2 separate regions of the Homo sapiens genome follow, and region 2 is linked to region 1. A link is a loop called in an ENCODE intact Hi-C map of the cell type or tissue named here. Cell type or tissue: K562. All regions are shown on one strand. Links, peaks and the distances in the headings refer to the core of each region. The heading gives the core; the rest is flanking DNA.

The links. Peaks named below come from ENCODE experiments on the same cell type or tissue, not always from the same donor. Only the 100,000 strongest peaks of a DNase experiment are listed, where the experiment ranks them.
Region 2: it touches region 1 in a loop (11-fold over the local background); 5 of 110 quality-filtered maps call a loop at or near these places.

Annotation. Positions count from the first base shown.
Region 1 is chr11:65,983,439-65,994,089 of GRCh38, forward strand. It overlaps the pseudogene LOC100420020. Among named protein-coding and RNA genes, the nearest start is that of EIF1AD, 13 kb to the right of the region's middle. RefSeq lists an enhancer at 5,924-5,993. In K562, for the core only: a CTCF peak has its summit at 5,730 (motif pointing left); a DNase peak (open chromatin) is centred at 5,713.
Region 2 is chr11:66,129,788-66,140,438 of GRCh38, forward strand. All of the region lies in intron 1 of PACS1 (phosphofurin acidic cluster sorting protein 1), which reads left to right. Among named protein-coding and RNA genes, the nearest start is that of PACS1, 65 kb to the left of the region's middle. RefSeq lists silencers at 6,069-6,118, 9,123-9,282. In K562, for the core only: a CTCF peak has its summit at 4,938 (motif pointing left); a DNase peak (open chromatin) is centred at 4,944.

The DNA of each region.
Region 1 (10,651 bases), core at 3,792-8,791:
GTGTATGGGAAGGACGAGGCCAGAACTGTCTTCTTACGGGACCCAGTTTTAGGAAGAACACCTGGTTTGCTTTTCTGTAAACACAGCGGCCTTGAGGGAGCGGCTGCCCAGCAGAGGCTCTGCCTACCCCAGACCCGAGCACAGCCTAGCTCCTTCCCACCTCTACCCAGAAAGGATGGCAGCTGCTGGCTCCCAGCTCCCTTGAAGGGACCAGGCACAGTCTGTGAGTCCTCATGGGGCTCAGGAGAAGCTCTGGACAGGGTGGCTGACCTTCAGGCAGGCCCGAAAGAGGGCCTGGCCCAAACACAGCACAGCCAGCAAGATGACAGACACCAGGCTGCATGGAGGCCTCCATGTCGCCCCGCATGCTTCCCTGAGCCAAAGCAGGTAGCAGATATGTCACTTCCACGGATATCTGCACCCATAGATGACACTTTCCAACAGTGAGGGTGACATGTGAACTCTGTCCATGGAAGAGTATTCCTGCAGTGCCCACGGATGGCCCTGACACCCACCTGAGGTTCTGGACCCCACAGTGATGATTCCTTTGCAGTAGGGCCGAGGGCAGGTAACCCGCTGGGAAGTCACTTTGCAGATGAGACAGCTATGAGGACTTCAGACATCTTTCTCCCTCGGGTGCATTCTGGATTGGAGCAGCTTTGTTGCAGGTACTGCATTGACTACAAGCTGATGAGTTCTGCCTTCCACCTTGATGAGCAGTGGGCACTCTCACTCCCCAGGCTGGTCAGGGTGAGTAGGGGGCTGGGTGTACCTCATAGAAGGGGGTATGCCTGGGGTGGGGCAGGTTTACTGGCTTCACTCAATGGTACAAAGGGGGTCAGCATCTCTGGGCCCAGCCCCACTCCCATCCCACCCTACTAAATCATTGCCAAGGGAAGCCTCTCCATCTGCGGCCACCACTAGCAGGTCACCAGCCTAGTAATATCCTTTTTACTTTTTTTAAGACAAGGTCTCACTGTGTCGCCCAGGCTGGAGTACAGTGGTACAAACATGGCTAGCTGCAGCCTTGACCTCCTGGCTCAAGTGATCCACCCACGTCAGCTTCCTGAGTAGCTGGGACCACAGCTGCATGCTATCATGTCTGGCTAATTTTTTTGCAAAGACAGGGTCTTGCTATGTTGCCCAGGCTGGTCTCAAAATTCCTGGGCTCAAGCAATTCTCCTGCCTCAGCTTCCCGAAGTGCTGGGATTGCAGTACTAGCCACACCCAGCCGATAGTAGGTTTTAGCAAAAGGATTCAGTTCAGGCAACTGCACCCATTGCAGTTCTGGCCATGAGCCACCACACCCAACCAGAATTATTTCAAAAGATTTTAAGATAGAATATTTTGACCTCACATCCCTAGTAGGATATCTATTTAAAAATTTTTAAATTAACATAATGAAATCTTAAACACATTTAATAGTCTTATTGTTAGTAATAATAATGATGATATTGGCTGGGCATGGTGACTCGTGCATGTAATCACAGCACTTTGGGAGGCCGAGGCAGGAGGATTGCTTGAGGCTAGGAGCTGGAGACCAGCCTGGGCAACATTGCGAGATCCCCATCTCTACAAAAAATTTAAAAATCAGCCAGGCATGGTGGCATGCACCTGCAGTCCCAGCTACTCAGGAGGTTGAGGCAGGAGGAGTTGGAGACTGCAGTGTTCTAGGATCATGCATTGCACTCCAGGCTGGACGACAGAGCAAGACCCTGTCTCAGAAAAAAACCAAAAAATACAAAGAAAAGAAAACTGAAGCTGTGTAACAGGTACAATGGGATTCATTATTCCATTCTATCTACTTTTGAGTATGTTTGAAAATTTCCATTATAGAACTTTGTTTAAAAAGAGAGAACAAGAACATGTTGGCTTAGCAACAGAAAAGCATACATATGTTCAGCTAAAGACATGAACAAGAATGTTCTTAACAGCACTATTTATAACAGCCCCAAACTGGAAACAACCCAAATGTCCATTAACAGAAGAATGAATAAATAGCCGGGCATGGTTCTTAGTGCCTGTAATCCCAGCTACTGGGGAGGCTAAGGATCCCTTGAGGCCAGGAGTTCAAGACCAGCCTGGTGACATAGTGAGACCCACCTCTAAAAATATTTTTTAAATTTAGCTGGGTGTGGTGGCTCATGCCTGTATCTGTAGTCCCAGCTACCCGGGAGGCTGAGGCAAAGGATTGCTTGAGCCTGGGAATTTGAGGCTGCAGTGAGCTATCCTCACACTTGTGAATGGCCACTGCACCCCAGCCTGGGTGACAGAGTGAGACTCTGTCTCTAAAAAAAAAATCAACAAAGGGTAGACATTCATATAACCGAATGAGTAACATGGATGAACCTCATGGACATGAAATTATACATACTGTTTGCTTCCATTTAATACAAAATCTGGAAAAATTCTTTTATTCTATTAGAAGCAGTATAGAAGGCTGGGTGCGGTCACTCATGCCTGTAATTCCAACACTTTTGGAGGCCAAGGTGGGAGGATTGCTTGAAGCCAGGAGTTCTAGAGCAGTCTGGGTAACAAAGCAAGACCCTGTCTCTACAAAAAAATTTTAAAAATTACCTGGGCATGGTGGTGTGTGCCAATAGTCCCAGCTACTCAGGAGGCTGAGGCACAAGAATCACTTTAACCTGGGAGGTGGAGGTTGCAGTGAGCCGAGATGGTGCCATTGCACTCCAGCCTGGGTGACTGAGTGAGGCTCTGTCAAAAAAAAAAGCATCGTTTTAAATAATGACATAAATATAAAAAATGGCCAGCATGGCTGGGCGCAATGTCTCACGCCTGTAATCCCAGCACTTTGGGAGGCTGAGGCGGGCGGATCCCGAGGTCAGGACATCGAGACCATCCTGGCTAACACAGTGAAAACCCATCCCTACTAAAACTACAAAAAATTAGCCGGGTGTGGTGGCGGGTGCCTGTAGTCCCAGCTACTCGGGAGGCTGAGGCAGGAGAATGCCGTGAACCCGGGAGGTGGAGCTTGCAGTGAGCCGAGATCGCGCCACTGCACTCCAGCCTGGGCGACAGAGCGAGACTCCGTCTCCAAAAGAAAAAAAAAAAAAAAAAAAAGGCCAGCATGAGAATGAGTGAAAGTTCATAAACTCTTCCTATGGTGACTCACATATGGCATAAGGAACTAGCTCACTGGTTTTGCCTTCTCCTTCCTCTCTTCTGTAAGGTTCTTCATTTCCCAGGCCTGTAACTTGCTGTCTTCCCACTACGGTGCCTTCTAATAAAGAGCTTCCAAAACTAAAAACAACGTAAATCTTTGCTGCGGTTATTTTTTGACGCATCAAAAAAGGCACCAAGCCTAGATGTTTTTAAAGCTTCAAAAGTTTATTGACCGGCACCATGGCTCACACCTTTAATCCCAGCACTTTTGGAGGCCAAGGTGGGCGGATCACCTGAGGTCAGGAGTTCAAGACCAGCCTGGCCAACATGGCGAAACCCTGTCTCTACTAAAAATACAAAAATTAGCCGGGAATGGTGGCAGGTACCTGTAATCCTAGTTACTCAGGAGGCTGAGGCAGGAGAATTGCTTGGGGCCTGGGAGGCGGAGGCTACAGTGAACTGAGATGGTGCCATTGTATTCCAGCCTGGGTGACAGAGTGAGACTCCGTCAAAAAAAAAAAAAAAAGGTTATTATCTAAAGGCTTTACCTTTAGATAATAGATCATTCAAATGCTATTTAAACTACTCCAGATCAGAGAAAAAGATGGTAAGCGCTCTTAACATATTTTATGATATTAATAAAATACTGATAGCCAAATCTTCTCATTGTTTCTGAAGTTTGTTTTCTAGAAGTTCCTTCTGTCTGCTGGTGATAAACTCCTATATTCTGTTGGTCTGAATGTCTTCACCATGGTGTAGGGAGGAGACAGCCGTCGTGGCCCCCAGGGCTGTGGTGAGAATCAAAGCTGTCCTGCCTTGGGCATGTCTCCAAAGCCCAAACACACTGGGAAGACGGAGTTGGCCCCACTCAGGGTCTCCACTCAGATCAGGCTGGGTCCCACTTCCCTCTCCCTGAGCCCCGGACACATCGATGCTGTCATTGCATGCTGATTCTCCGAGTCCCTGAGCCCCGTACCCCCCGGCCTTAAGGAGCCTTGCCAGTGTCCTCCCCACCTCGCCCCTGCCCAACAGACACAGCACGCCACCTGCTCTGCCTTGGGTCCCAGGCCTTTCCCTCCTCAGGCACCTGTTCAGGGGCAGTGAGAGAAGCAAAACAGCCCTTCTGTGCCAATGCACACCCCACCTGGGGAAGGAGGCAGACAGGAGGGCTCCTCAGAAACGGCTGATTTGTCAGCCCTGGACAAAGTGAAAGGGAGAAGCAAGAAGCAGGACAGATGGGCAGGTCTCCTGCGGCCCACCCCCCCAAAAAAGGAATGTGTGGGCCGGGCGCAGTGTCTCACGCCTGTAATCCCAGCACTTTGGGAGGCTGAGGCGGGTGGATCACCTGAGGTCAGGAGTTCAAGACCAGCCTGACCAACATGGAGAAACCCCGTCTCTACTAAAAATACAAAAAATTAGGCAGGCGTGGTGGCAGGTGCCTGTAATCCCGGCTACTCAGGAGGCTGGGGCAGGAGAATCTCTTGAACCCAGGAGCCAGAGGTTCCAGTGAGCCGAGATCACGAAGCAAGGAAGGAAGGGAGGGCGCGAGGAAGGAAAGATGTGGCCATAGATCGTGAGTAGGATCGATAAGACAGAACTCCATTGTCGAAAGCTAAATTATGGCAGACACAAAGCGGATGGGAGACCCACATGAAAGAAGGCACTTGGAGCCTTCAGAGAAGAACGCAGGGAGGCAAAACCCCCAAAGGCCTGAAAGCTTCAGCAGTCACTAGAAGGGGAGCTGAATACATGTGCTGAGGGGCCCTGGGGAGACGACCCTTCCAGAGGCTGCAGTTCTTAGGTCTTACCAGCCCCTCCTTGCTGCCCATCTACCAGGTCCAAGGCTCCCTGAATCCTCAGACATTAACTACAGGGGTACCTCATCCTTGTCCAGAGCAGGGTTTCTGGGGGACACAGCCACAGACACCTCCATGTGAGTCCTCCTGCACCTCAATTTGGGTGCTTTCTAACTGAAAGACCAGGGCGGCCAGGCGCGGTGGTTCACGCCTGTAATCCCAAAACTTTGGGAGGCCAAGGCGGGCAGATCGCCTGAGGTCGGGAGTTCAAGACCAGCCTGACCAACATGGAGAAACCCCATCTCTACTAAAAATACAAAATTAGCCAGGCGTGGTGGTGCGTGCCTGTAATCCCAGCTACTTGGGAGGCTGAGGCAGGAGAATCGCTTGAATCCAGTAGGCGGAGGTTGCGGTGAGCCAAGATCGCGCCAGTGCACTCCAGCCTGGGCAAGAAAAGTGAAACTGGGTCCCCCAAAAAACAAAAAAACCAGGGCAGTTCCCCACCACCCTCCAAGCACTGTACTCCAGCTTGTAAATGCTGCTGGGGAGGAAGGCCACTTCTGATCATGCCTTGGTGAGTGAATCCATCTCTGGGGGAGTGGAACTTGTGTTCGCAGTGGTCTACCAGCATCCTAACTGCTGTTGGGGCATGTGGACCCTTTGATTGGACCAAGAATGCAGTTCCCTTATGAGACTGTAACTAGGTTAGATGCTTTCGGGTTCTGTAGCCCAAGGCAAGGTGCTGACTTGCTGGTTTTACGTGCTTAGGGTGACCTCTGCTGGTGGCTTCTCTAAATGTTGGCAGAATACACAGCCAGGAACTGCCGGTACCGTCTCACATCAGCCAGTAGTTGGAGCCACATTGCTATCAGAAGGAAAAGAGTGCTCTTCTCATACAAGAATTATTAAAACAAAGTGATGCCCAATGCTGTTCAAGAATGAACAGCCTGGTCTGGTTAGTAACAAAGGATTCTGGTACTTGGCAACTCATTGTGGATTAGCAAGGGTTAAATAACAAAGTGGGTATTTTAGCGTCATGAGAATCTATCACAATAACTGGAAGAATTGCTGCCAGTACTGGCACCTGGTGTACAGCCCTGGGCACTGCTAGTTCTTTTTTTTTTTTTTTTTGGTTGGAGTCTTGCTCTTGCCCAGGCCGGAGTACAGTGGCGCCATCTCGGCTCACTGCAACCTCTGCCTCCCCTCCTGGGTTCAAGCGATTCTCCTATCTCAGCCTCCCAAGTAGCTGGGATGACAGGCGTGCACCACCACACCCAGCTAATTTTTGTATTTTTTTAGTAGAGACAGGGTTTCACCAGTTGGCCGGGCTGGTCTCGAACTCCTGATCTCAGGTGATCCACCTGCCTTGGCCTCCCAAAGTGCTGGGATTACAAGCGTGAGCTACCGCGCCCAGCCTGTACTGCTAATTCTTCATTCCTCAGTGTCACCAGATGAGGCATACGGCATGCCTCCACACCTCCCACAGGGGCTTTTGGATTCTCTTGCAAATGTCACCAGTGGATCAAACACACGCACAGCATGAACTGCTGGTGGTGTCCGTGGTGTCCTGACTTCTTGCTTCATCAGTGATTTTCTGAGGGCGGCTCCCACTGAGGAAACTGCCCACACTTCTCTGTGTGCTTCTCAGACACAGGTCAGTAGAGATGTTTGGGCCTTGAATGAAGACAAAACCCACGGTTCTGTGGCCCAAGTCACTTTCCTGGGAGACAACTGGGCAACTACTAAAGACGAAGCACCAGGCCGGGCACGGTGGCTCACCACCTGTCATCCCAGCACTGTGGGAGGCCAAGGCGGGTGGATCACCTGAGGGCAGGAGTTCGAGACCAGCCTGGCCAACATGGTGAAATCCCATCTCTACTAAAAATACAAAAAAAATTAGCTGGGTGTGGTGGTGCAGGCCTGTAATCCCAGCTACTCGGGAGGCTGAGGCAGGAGAATTGCTTGAACCCTGGATGCGGAGGTTGCAGTGGGCTGAGATCGTACAATTGCACTCCAGCCTGGGCGACAAGAGCGAGACTCCATCTCAAAAAGTAAGTAAGTAAGTAAATAAATAAATAAATAAAAATAAATAAAAATAAAGCAAACCATGTAAAAAGAAAAAAAGTGCACATGGAATTCGGACAATGGTTGCCTTGGGTGGGACAGCAGAGAATGGGCTGGTCAGGGTAGGATGGGAGGTGGAGTATGTTACTTGGGTTATTGTTAAAGTCCTAGCCTTTATTTTATGGTGGTGGGTTTGAAGCTGCTCACATTATTAAAAATAACCAACCAAATATTTAATTATTCTTGACTTTTAATTTTTTATTGAAAGGGAGTCTCACTATGTCACCCAGGCTGGCCTCAAACTCCTCAAGGGCTTAAGCAATCCTTTCCCTTCAGCCTTTCAAGTAGCTGGGATTACAGGCATGTGCCACCATGCCCAGCCAAAATGTTTAAATATAGGCCAGACTCAGTGGCTTACGCCTGTAATCCCAGCATTTTGGGAGGCCGAGGCGGGTGGATCACCTGAGGTCAGGAGTTCGAGACCAGCCTGGTCAACATGCTGAAACCCCGTCTCTACTAAAATATAAAAATTAGCCAGGCGTGGTGGTGGGCGCCTGTAATCCCAGCTACTCAGGAGGCTGAGGCAGAAGAATGGCTTGAACCTGTGAGGCACAGGTTGCAGTGAGCTGAGATTGCACCACTGCACTCCAGCCTGGGTGACAGAGCAAGACTCCATCTCAGAAACAAAACAAAACAAAACAAAACAAAGAAAGGAAAAAGAAAAAGAACTACAGGATAAACCCAGAGGGATTGGTTTGTTTCCCATTGGTTATGAGAAAAAAACAAAAACAAACAAAAACAAAGGGAGTATAAGTGGGAAATACGGTAAGAGCAGCAATTAATGAAATACCAATACAAAGAATGACAACAAAAAGCTGGTGCTTAGAAAAGACTAATAATGACCTTCTGCCAAGATTGACCAGCTATAACAGAGAGAAGGCACAAATAAACAATATTACATGTAAAAAGGGGGACATAACTTTGGATACAGCCAAGATTACAAACATAAGGCAATCATACAAATAACTTTGCGCCAGTAAGTTTGAAGCCATAGCAAACATGAGAAAATATGGGGGCTGGGTGTGGTGGCTCACGCCTGTAACCCCAGCAATTTGGGAGGCTGCGGTGGGCAGATCACCTGAGATCGGGAGTTTGAGACCAGCCTGGCCAACATGGTGAAACCCCATCTCTACTAAAAATACAAAAATTAGCCGGCCATGGTGGCACATACCTGTAATCCCAGCTATTCGGGAGGCTGAGGCAGGAGAATCACTTGAACCCGGGAGGCGGAGGTTGCAGTGAGCCGAGATGGGGCCACTGCACTCCAGCCTGGGCGACAGAGCAAGATCCTGTCTCAAAAATAAATAAATAAATAAATAACATGAAAATATTTTTCCTTGAAAATATGACTGAAGAACAGAACACCTGAGTAATCTATTACCACTGACAATCTAATTCCAAACCTACCTACCCACCCACCCAAAAAATCGCCAGGCATGGTTGGTTTTACAGCAAGCTTTACCAAAAATTGTAGAAATGCAAAATTCCAATCTTATACAAACTCTCGTAATGAAAATAAAGGGAAAACACTTTCCAACTTATTTATATGAAGCTGGTATAACCTTGATACAAAACAAAGGGTGGGGGCAGTACGGAAAAGGAAAACCTTAAACCATTTCACCTATACACCTGGATGCCAAAATACCAGAGAACCAAATCCGGCAGTATAATAACAAATCCATTGTGACTGTCTTCTTCCAGGAATGCAAGGATATCTTAACGTGAGAGAATGTTATGATACTCCACCACATTTACAGATTAGAAGAGGAAAACCATGTGGTGAGCTCAGACTGCCATCTGTGCTCCCTGGCACACACACAGGGGTGGCTGGGTGGCAAGGGGGGAAAGCGCACTGGGCCACACGGGGAAGCCCTGGTGGAAATGACCTGGCTGTAGAGGTTAGTCCTGAAGTGACAGAGGTACAGATTCTGAAGGGCCACAAAGTCTCAAGCATAACTGCAAGAGAAGCCAGTAAGTACTATTAGGCAGCCAGTCACAGGGACTGGCCATGACATCGGGACAAGGGGCTCTTACATCAGATCTCAGCTCACTCAGGGAGATCTATTCATACATGGTTGGATCCCACCATTCAGTTGGAAGAACAGAGGTGGAATCCAGCTTCAGAGAATGACATAGGAAAGTAGCATGCAGAATACAAGGACCCTACCTCCATCAGTACCCTTAGCTACAGCCCACAGAAGCTGAATGGCTGGTAAGAGATGAAGAAGTGGAAACGAAAAGGTTTTAGGGGGAAAAAAAGATGTTACTAGGTGGATCACAGTATCACTGAGAGAATGGAGAAGAACATAAGACCAAGTTTACAGATAAAACGCCAAAACACACACACACAAAGTGGGGAACAGTCAAAGGACTATTTAGAAGAAAACATATAGCCCTGAATATATTAGAAAACAAATTGAAATTAAATTAGCTAAGCACACATCTCAAGAACCCAGAATGAGCAAATAAACCCAAAGAAACGAAGGAAAAGTCCAGTAAGGAAGACCTCTTGCAAAGCTAGCCAAATAAAATACACAAAATATAAACATATTTTGTTGATTTCACCTGCCCTCACCCCTTGCCCCACTTTTTCTGGTAATAGAACCTCTCTATTCCATGGGAAACATATAAAAATTACTTGTGGCTCATCCTGCCCCACCCCAGTCCTCCACACCCTCCCACCCCCCGGCCCTGGCCACAGTGACTGCTCAAGCACAGCAAGTGACCTGAGGAAGATCAATCGCCCTTCACGGAAATACAGGGATCCTCAAGAGCCCCAAGGGGCTCTGTCTACAAGGACTGTGTATAAACTTGAGCGTCCTGGCTGGGCGCAGTGGCTCATGCCTGTAATCCCAGCACTCTGGGAGGCCGACGCAGGCGGATCACGAGGTCAGGAGATCGAGACCATCCTGGCTAACACGGTGAAACCCTGTCTCTACTAAAAATACAAAAAATTAGCCGGGCGTGGTGGCGGGCGCCTGTAGTCCCAGCTACTCAGGAGGCTGAGGCAAGAGAATGGCGTGAACCCCGGGGGGCGGAGCCTGCAGTGAGCCGAGATCGCGCCATTGCACTCCAGCCTGGGCAACAGCGAGACTCCGTCTCAAAAAAAAAAAAAAAAAAAAAACTTGAGCTTTCTACAGAAAACATCTGTAGGAGGGAAAGAAATTAATCAGCCGGGAGCAGAGATGACAGAGATAAATGAGAGAGCCTGAGGAATTCATGCTGCTGGCATTGGTTCATCCCTGCCCGATGCGCACCACTCAGAGACCTCAGGTCAATGAGCCTTGCTTACTTCTCCTAATTTGAGTTCAATTTTGTCATTTATAAGAAAGTCCCGCATACGCCAGGATGGTGGCTCTCACCTGTAATCCCAGTACTTTGAGAGGCCAGGGCAGGAGCATCACTTGAGCCTGGGAGTTCGAGACTAGCCTGGGCAACATAGGGAGAGCCTGTCTCTACTAAAAATAAAAAAAATTAGCCAGGTGTGGTGGCGCGCACATGTGGTTCCAGCTACTCAGGAGGCTGAGGTGGGAGAATCACTTGGGCCTGGGAGGTCAAGGCTGCAGTGGCGCCATGATGGCCTGGGCAACAGAGTGAGAGGCTGTCTC
Region 2 (10,651 bases), core at 1,949-6,948, 140 kb after region 1:
TCTCCTTGCAGCTGTAGAGTCAGCTTGAATTTTGTGATGTTTGTCCATGTGTCTGCCATCCAAAAGGACATGCATTTTTATGCTAGAATAAATGATGTTAGGAGGACATCTACCCATTTATGATAATTCTTTAAACATTCAATTGGCTACATTATAATAGTCAAGCACTAAGGGTACACCTGAGCTGAAAACAATTCAGCTGGATTATAATTTTGATTTATTTTCCATCCAGTCTACCAACCAACCAACCAGTCAGCCAGTCAGCATTTATTGAATGTATTCTTTGCACCATCCCCCGAGTTGGGTTTTGGGTGCATGAGGATGAATATGATACAGTCCTGCCCTTAAGGATGTAACTTTCAGGGTGAGAAGATAGCTGTGTATATGTATAATTTCAGCAGCATGACAAATGCCATGGTCAAAGTGGGTGCAAGATGCAATATAGTAGGCCGCATTTATACATGTTGGCCTCCTCCCTCCCTCCCCTCTAGCCCCCTTCCTTACCTGGTAAGTCAAATGAACCAAATGTCAAACAGTTTGGAAAGGAGAGTTGAAGCAGAAGGAAACTTCCTTCTGCCCCTTTGAATTTGTTACTTTTTCTTCCAATTAAAAATGTGTTATTTTTACAATACCATTATATTGACATTGCAAGGGTCCCTGATGTTTTTATTGTTTTCTGTTGTCACTTTGTATCTCTTCTCCCATTCCCATCCCACTCCCATTAGCATCTTCTCTGATGTGTTTAATATGTATCCTTGGATATATATGTATTCTTACATGGTGTTTTCTGTAAATTTATATAAATAGTATTACATGATAATTCTCATTCTGATCCTTTCTTCATTTAAAACTATGTTTTTCAGTTCTGTTGGTGTTGTGTTTATATGGTGCTTTTAGCCACTGCATTGTATTTTTATTGCTCTGTCTACTGCGTTTTATTTGCCTGTTCCCCTAAGTGACAGACACCTTATTTGTTCTCCCTGTACCACAAACAATGCTCTGTGGGTATAGTGGCTCACACTTATAGTCTCAGAACTTTGGGGAGGCTGAGGCAGAAGGATCGCTTGAGCCCAGGAGTTCGAGACCAACCCGGGCAATGTGACAAAAACCTCATCTCTGCCAGAAATTAAAAACTTAGTTGAGCACAGTGGCATGTGCCTGTGGTCCCAGCTACTTGAGAGACTGGGGTGGGAGGATCGCTTGAGCCCAGGACGTTCAGGCTGCAGTGAGCCTTGATTGTGCCACCACTGCACTCCAGCCTGGGCAACAGAGTGAGACTGTCTCAAAAAAAAAGATAAAACTAAATAAATTAATAAGAAGATCCTCATATATGTCTTCTTACGAACTTGTACAAGAGTTTCTCTGGCTAAATACCAACAAGTATCATTGTTGGGTCACAGAGTATAATCATATTTAATTTCACTAAGTAATGCATGATTGCTTAATTTGTATTTCCACTACTAAGTGCAGTCCTTAGTATTTGACTTTAAAACTTTTGTGAGTTTGGCAGGTTTCACATGTTATTAATATCTTTTTAAACTCACATTTCTCTGATTACTAATGAGCATGGCTAGATTTCTGTATATACTGGGTAGTCTTTGGATTTTCCTTTTATGAATGACCTGGTCATATCATTTTCCCATTTTTCCAGTAGAGTTTCTTATATATTGTAGCTATTAATCCTAAGGCAGTTATAAATGTTTCAGATGTCTTCTTCTGTCCCTCATCTACCTGCTAACTTTGTTTGTGGTGTCCTTTATTCAGCAGAAATCTTTTGTTTTAATTTAGACATTTCCTTTGGTTTTTCCATTTATAAAGATTTGTGCTTTTTGATGTCTTACTTAAGAAATCTTTTCTGGGCCAGGCGTGGTGGCTCATGACTGTAATCCCAGCACTTTGGGAGGCCAAGGTGGAAGGATTGCTTGAAGCCAGGAGTTCGAGACCAGCCTGGGCAACATAGCAAGACTCCATCTCTATGTAAAAAAAAAAGGCATTATCCTGTATTTTCTTCTAATTAGGTTTATATGTGTCTCAAATTTACATCTCCAGTTTGATTTTTTCTCTGATCTCTAAATTTGTATACTCACTGTCTACCTGATAGCCCCACCTAAATATCTAACAGATATCTCAAACTTAGCATTGCTAAAACTTATTTTATCCCTTCCTCATTAAAAAAAAAAAATCTGTTCCTCTCCCAATCTTTATTCATCTAAGTACACTTGTCCCTTGGTATCTCTGGGGGATTGGTTCCACGAGCAGCCCTCCACAATGGATACTGATATAGGTTAGCTGTGTGTCCCCACTCAAATCTCATCTTGAATTGTAATCCCTGAGTGTTAAGGGAGGAACCTGATGGCAAGTGACTGGATTATGGGGGCGGTTTCTTCCATGCTGTTCTTGTGACAGTGAATGAATTCTCACAAGATCTGATGGTTTTATAAATGGTGCTTTTTTCCTGCGCTCTCACACACCTCTGTCTCCTGCCACCATGTGAGACAGTCCATGCTTGCTTCCCCTTCACGATGATTGTGAGTTTCCTGAGGCCTCCCCTACCTTGTGGAACTGCGAGTCAATTAAAACCCTTTCCTTTATAAATTACCCAGTCTCATGTAGTATCTTTATAGCAGTGTGAAAACGGATTAATACAGATACCAAAATCCACAGATGCTTAAGTTCCTTATATAGTGACACTGTATTTGCATATAACCTACACACATCCTCCCTCGTACTTTAATCTCTTGAATACTTATAATAGTTAATACAATGTAAATGCTATGTAAATTGTTGTTATACTGTATTATTTAGGGAATAAACAAGAAAAAAAAAGTCTGTACATGTTCAGTATAGATGCAACCAGCCTTTTTTTCCCCCTAAATATACATATAGGTACATACTTCTTGAGATGGAGTTTTACTCTCTTGCCCAGGCTAGAGTGCAGTGGTGGGATCTCTGCTCACTGCAACCTCCGCCTCCCAGGTTCAAGCAATTCTCATGCCTTAGTCTGCTGATTAGCTGGGATTACAGGCACATGCCACCACGCCCAGCTAATTTTGTATTTTTAGTAGAGACGGAGTTTCACCATGTTGGCCAGGCTGGTCTCGAACTCGTGACCTCAAGTGATCTCCCTGCCTTGGCCTCCCAAAGTGCTGGGATTACAGAAGTGAGCCATGGCACCTGGCTTTTTTCCTAAATATTTTTGATCCATGGATATGGAACCTGTGGGTACAGAGGGCCGACTGTAAATGGTGCTGCCTTCCACCCTGTTGCTCAAGCCAAAAACCCCGGAGTCATCTTTGCTTCTTTTTCATGCTCTGTGTGTGCAATCTATCAGCAAGTTCTATACATTCTGACTCCAGAAAATTTCTGGAATCTGTCCTGGGCACTTTATGGCCTCCTGCTGCTACTCTAACCCGTGTCACCTGTCTTCGTATAGCCATTATTACTCTGCTTTGCAGAGTTTATTTGTTGCATTTATTCATTAAAGACTCTCACCTCAGCTTTATAGCTAGTTTTGCAAGATAGAGCACTAGGTCTGGCTAGCCATATGCTGCCAGATGGAGGAGCTGAGTTTTTTTCCTATGTTCTGCTCCTTGGCTTCACTAGTGGCTGCTGGAGGCATCACTGTGCACAGATGCTTGGGGCAAAGGATCTTGCCAACCTCGATGCAGGTCACTGGAACAGCTGATAATGTCCGTGGTTTATAACCTGATGTAGATCCAGAGATGTCATTGAAAGATTTTTGCCTGCCAGCAGGTCTGAGTCTGAAGACCATGCCCAGGCTGGGGTGGCGCTATCATAGCTCACTGCAGCCTCCGATTCCTGTGTTCAAGCTGTCCTCCAGGGTAGCAGGAACTATAGGCACACACCACTACACCCAGCTAACTTTTCAATTTTTTTGTAGAGATGGAGTTCCACATCTGTCGGTCAGACTGGTCTGAAACTTCTGGCCTCAAGCGATCCTCCTATCTCAACCCCCCAAAGTGCTGGGATTACAGGTGTGAGCCACTGCGCCCAGCCAGACTTTTTTGTTAAATGTACCTTAAAGCAATGCTTTCTTCTTTTTTTTCCCATCACAAATTTAATTATTTATAAAAATATCTAATGGAAAGAAACTGGATTAGCAAGCCAGACAGATACTTGTCCTGGCTAAGTGTGATACTGGGCAAGTTGTTGACTTCCTTCTTCAGATGCCTGTGATATATACCCCATGTTTATTCTAATTTCTTAAAGATATGAGAACCTAGCTCTAACATAAGCATGAAATGCCTATTCCTGAGGCATTGATCACATTGTCATTGTTCCAGGTTCCTCTCTGTGCTCCCTGAAATCCCCATTAGCGTAATTCCCCACCATCCCCTTGTGCGGAGTCCACTGCCCCACTGTGCTGCTGCCCTCGACTGTTGTGAGGCCGGCTGAGTTTCAGTAACAGGGACTCGGTGATTAAATTTCTTTTTCTTTTTCTTTTTCTTTTTTTTTTTTTTTTTTTTTTTTTGAGACGGAGTCTCGCTCTGTCCCCCAAGCTGGAGTGCAGTGGAGCAATCTCGCTCGGCTCACTGCAACCTCTGCCTCCCAGGTTCAAGTGATTCTTGTGCCTCAGCCTCCCTAGTAGCTGGGACCTACAGGTGCCTGCCACTACACCTGGCTAGGTGATGAAATTTCTTCAGCTTTCTCTGGCCCTCCCTACTTCTAGGATCCAAATGACACGCTACGTATCGTTGCCATTTCTGATTTGGATGTACAAATATAGGGACAGATGGGTTTGTGTTTGTTTTTGATGTATTTTTTTTTCTCTCTTAATCTGGCTGTAAAAGCATTTCCAATGGCTTATAGTTTAGTATGTGTTCCCAAAGTGGGAGCAGCCTGTACATATGGAAGTCCAGTTGGGTAGGGCTCCCTGTACCCTGGCGCCAGGGCGTTGTTCTGACCGATGGTGCCCCCTGATGGCCAGTGTAGAAACTTGGTCACGGTGTCATCTTTTTCTCACTATCACTGGGGATTCCCTTCACTCCCCAGCAATTACTCACTTTTATTCTGTCTTGAATCTTAGATAATTATGCCGGAGATAATCCTTCTTATCTCCTCTTTGGGTTTCTTGTTTCTTCCTTATTTATTGCTCTCTTACCTCAAAAATATCTTATTTCAGCCAAGTGCAGTGGCTCACGCCTGTAATCCCAGCATTTTGGGAGGCTGAGGTAGGTGGATCACCTGAGGTCAGGAGTTCGAGACCAGCCTGGCCATCATGGTGAAACCCTGTCTCTACTAAAAATACAAAAATTAGCCAGGTGTGGTGCTACTCCAGCTACTTGGGAGTCTGAGGCAGGAGGATGGCTTGAACCCGGGATGTGGAGGTTGCAGTGAGCTGAGGTCACATCGCTGCACTCCAGCCTGGGCAATAGAGATAGACTCCATCTCAAAAAAAAAAATCTTATTTCTTCTCACCACTCATTCTTTTCATTATATTTTGAACTAAAAGCTTGTCCTGGTAATGGCTAAAGAGTACTTAGTGGTGTGTCCATATCAAAAAGAAAGGAAGCCCTTGATTTTGAAGAGAAATTAGAAGCCACGCTAAGGACTCATGGTTGCCATCTTCACGAGCTCTGAGATAGGTAAGGCACGCCCTTCAGAATCTTTATGGGTTTTTGTTAGCTCCTCAGCTTTCTCCAACTAAAATTGCTTTGGCTTAAGCTTTAGAACTCAAGATAAATGAAAGTTCTTCATTTTAACTTTAGTTGATAAATTACTAGTATTACAGAGCGATTTTCTGTGTGGAAAACATGCCAGCACTGTCACCCAGACACACTGTGCACAGGTTCAGCATGTACCATGGCTGCCTGAGGCCTGCCCTCATCCCTGCTGGCCTCCTCTCCTGCGCTTTTTTTTTTTTTTTGAGACAGAGCCTTGCTCTGTCACCCAGGCTAGAGTGCAGTGGTGCAATCTCAACTCAGTGCAACCTCCACCTCCTGGGTTCAAGCAATTCTTCTGTCTCAGCCTCCCGAGTAGCTGGGATTACAGGTGCCTACCACCATGCCTGGCTAATTTTTGTATTTTTAGTAGAGACGGGGTTTCACCATGTTGGCCAGGCTGGTCTCGAACTCCTGACCTCAAGTGATCCACCCCACTTGGCCTCCCAAAGTGCTGGGATTACAGGCGTGAGCCACTACACCCAGCCTCCTGCGCTCCTCTTAACGTGGTTTCAGATTCTGCCCACGTGCCTTCCAGACTAGCTTCTGAAACACTGTCCACCTGTCAGTTGAATTATTGAGCTACTGATTTGTCTGTGACTTTTAGCTCATAATTGGACTGTCGTAAATGACGTAGATACGTAAGTACGTCCTACGGGTTATGTGGCTATGCTGCTGAGACCTCACACTCAACCCTCCAGCACTAATTCACTCTCTTTCAAAATTGTGCTGTTGCTTTCAGTGTTTGGGGAGCCCAGGAGAGGAATGTGAAACAGGACTGCCCAATCCCGCTAACACACACACACACACACACACACGCCAAGAATGTGAAACAGGACTGCCCAATCCCACTGTCACACACACACACACACACACACACACACACCAAAAACCAAAACAAACCAAAATATTCCTGAGTGCAGGAGTTATGATTTAACAAAACCTTCATATCCTCTAACATCCCCACTCCAGAGAACACCCTACTTAGAATAAAAAGCTAGGAGTGATGAGCACCATGGCTTTCAGTCTTTATGGAGCTGTGATAGCCCATCATTATTTGATTTATTCTCCTATCTTTTCCAGAGCGGATGTAGTCTTTGAATAGAATTGCATAATTTTAGGGTTTTAAGCACCCTCAGTAATCGTGCAGTTTAGTTTCCCATCTCATGCCTTCCAAAAAACTTCATACAAGTTGACCCTCATCTAGCCTTGGCCCGAGTGCTTCCACTGAACAAGAATTCAGCAGTTTTTTAAGCAGGCCCATTCCATTGTATGGACTGCCCGAATTATTAATAAGTTCTCTATGTTCGGCTAAAACTTAACTCATGGGAATTTCCACCCTAAGTCCTGATTTAACCATTTGTAGAAATGAATGACTCAGTTTTTTCACTCCCACAGAAGTGGTCTTCAGCTATTGGAGGACAGTGCCCGGCCTCCGTAGGCTCTCCAGCCTCAGCATTGCCCACTTTTCTCTTGGCTTGTTGGGCTTTTTTCTTCTTGATTTTTGGGGATTTTTGAAAATAGCCCTATGTCTTGGATATGAGTCACAAATTGCCCCCCCCCCCACCATTTCGTCATTTGTCTCCAAGCTCTGTTTACATTGGTGTTTGCCGTGCAGAAGTTTTTCTTTAATGTAATAAAATGTAGCCATCTTTTTTAAAATGACCTCTGGACTTCATGTGTTTGGAGTTTATTCATACTTAGAAAGGCCTTGTCCACTTGAGGCTGTTTAAAAAATACCCATATTTTCTGCTAGTACTTAAATGGATTTGTGTGAGTGTGTGTGTTTGTGTTTGTGTGTGTGTGTGTGTACTTAAATCTTTTATGCATCTAGAATTTATTTTAAGATAAGATGTGAGGTAGGGGTTCAAATTAATTTTTTTCCAGCTAGCTGTCTAGTTACTCCAACATTATTGAATTACTCATTTTTTCCTGTTTTGAAATGCCATTATATTAAATTCATGACACACTTTTGGATTTATTCCTAGAGTGTTTCATATGTTTTATTTCCAAGCAAACCACCACACACATCTTATACCTTCATTACTGAAATTTTTAACCTAAATGTAAAACTTGTTATGTGCTTACCTGGCATCCAGCCGGTCAGGATGGTCTGACTCTGCTCCTTCCTGCCTCAGCAGCCTCCTCTTTTGTGCCACCTGCAGGTTAATAAGCATCTCTTATGTCATTATCCAGGCCATTGACCAAGGGGTGACAATAATATTGGCCATTGTAGGGCTGTCCTTTGGACTCCAGTGGAGAGCCATTACTCACTGTTTCCTATTTTAGAAATGCAGCATGATAGGTTAAAAAGTGCTTAGGGTTTTGGTTTCAGTTGCAGAACTAAATTTGAGCATCCCTTCTATTCATTGTTTCTCAGACTTTAATGTGAACAGGAATAACCTGAGAATCTTGTTAAAATGCAAATTCTTTTTTTATTTTTAGTAGAGACGGGGTTTCACCATGTTGGCCAGGCTGGTCTTGAACTCCTGACCTCAGGTGATCCACCTGCCTTGGGCTTCTAGAATGCTGGTATTACAGACATGAGCCACAGCACCCAGCATAAAATGCAAATTCTGATTCAGTAGGTCTGGGGTAGGCCAAGATTTTGCCCCGTTTATTTATTTATTTATTTATTTATTGGACAGTATCACACTCTGTCACTCAGGCTAGAGTGCAGTGGCCTGATCATGGCTCACTGCAGCCTCAAACTCATGGACTGAAGTGATGCTCCTGCCTCAGCCTTCTTAGTAGATAGGACTGTAGACTTCTGCCACCATGCCCAGGTAATTAAAAAAAATTTTTTTACAGAGATGGGAGTCTTGCCATATTACCTGGGCTGGTATTGAAATCCTGTCCCCAAGCAACCACCCAAAGTGGGATTACAGGGTGAGCTATGGTGCCCAGACGGCTTTTGCATTTTTAATAAGTCCCCAGGCCATGCTGATGCTGATGGTCCATGGACTACCCTATACTTTGCAGGACCAAGACTAGAGTGAGTCAAGTGACATGCCCCACGAAGTGTGTGAGGAGGCACTTACTGTCTTGGCACTTGCACAAACCTGAGAGCAAGCACTTCTTTAAGTTTTGTACCCTGGGTCCCTTGCTTGCCTCACCCTAATCCCAGCCCTGATATTGTGTTTCTTATTATTGTTAGGCTTACTGCTGATGAAGCTACTAAATAGGACTCTTGAGAGGTGAGCTCTTGCTGTCTGCACTTTTTTTTTTTTTCGAGACAAAGTCTTGCTCTGTCGCCCAAGCTGGAGTGCAGTGGCGCGATCTTGGCTCACTGCAACCTCCGCCTCCCGGGTTCAAGTGATTCTCCTGCCTCAGCCTCCCGAGTAGCTGGGACTACAGACATGCGCCACCACGCCCAGCTAATTTTTGTATTTTTAGTAGAGACAGGGTTTCACCATGTTGGCCAGGATGGTCTCGATATCTTGACCTCATGATCCGCCCGCCTCAGCCTCCCAAAGTGCTGGGATTACAGGTGTGAGCCACTGTGCCTGGCCGCTGTCTGTATTTTTAAACAGGTTCCCCAGGCGACCCTTAGGCACACCAAAGTTTGAGAACCACTGAAAAAGAGAAGTTCTGACTTTTAGGATTAATTTACAGCCTGTTATGAAACCAGTGCTTGCAACCTGAAAACATCATGCTACTGTTTACCTTTAGTTTTCATGATGTGCTTGAGATAGTGGTGGCTAAGCCCGAAATATATAAATTTTTAATTTTCATGTTTGTGGGTACATAGTGGGTGTATATATTTATGGGTTGCATTTGTTTTGATACAGGCAGGCAATGCATAATAATCACATGAGGGTAAGTGGGGTGTCCAACTCAAGCATTTATCCTTTGTGTTACAGACAATCCAGTTATACTTTTTAGTTACTTTAAAATGTATAATTAAATTATTTTGTACTATAGTCACCCTGTTGTGCTAGCAAATATTAGGTCTTATTCATGCTTTGTAACTTTTTTTTTTAATCCATTAGCCCTCCCCACTTCCCTCCCATCCACCCCCCTAACCCCACCACTACCCTTCCCAGCCTGTGGTAACCATCCTTCTACTCTTTGTCTCCATGAGTTTAATTGTATTAATTTTTAGCTCTCACAAGTAAGTGAGAACATGTGAAGTTTGTCTTGCTGTGCCTGGCTTATTTTATTTAACATAATGATCTAGTTCCATCCATGTTTCATCCATCCATCCAAAGGATCACATTCTTTTTTGTGGCCAAATAGTACTCCATTGTATATATATGTACTGCATTTATTTATCCATTCATCTGTTGATAGACACTTGCTTTCAAATCTTGCCTACTGTGAATAGTGCTGCAGTAAACATGGGAATGCAGAGACCTCTTTTCTATACTGATTTCCTTTATTTGGGGTATATACCTAGCAATGGGATTGCTGGATTGTAAGGTAGCTCTGTTTTTATTTTTGGAGGAACCTCCAAACTGTTCTCCATAGTGGTTGTAAAGTTGCAAATATTGACAGTAGTTACTCAAGTGGTGCCAAACTACAGGAGAAGGCCTACTTGTATTTGGCAAAACCAACCTTTACCCACGTACTGAATCTGATAACGTGGCTTTTGCTCAAAATCCAACTCTGATGTGGTAAAAACCTTAATTGAAAGTGGACCATAGCTCAGTGCTTCTCAAACTCTAATGCGGGTAAGAATGTTCTGGGTGTCTCGTTAAAATGCAGATTCTGATTCAGCTGGCCTGGGGTGGGACCTATAAGTCTGCATTTCTGACAAGCTTTTAGAGGGTGCTGAAGCTTTAGCTCTACAGCTGTGCTTGCAAACCGAGGAGATTTTTGACTGAGCTCTAGTTCGGAACTTTTTCCTAACATATGAGAGTTTTGGTTAGGAATGTTTGGAGAAGTTATTCATGGATTTTACTTCAGCAGACAGGGAAAGATGCTTTGTATCCGCGTGACCTGCCTTGCTCACAAAAGCCAGTGATGGA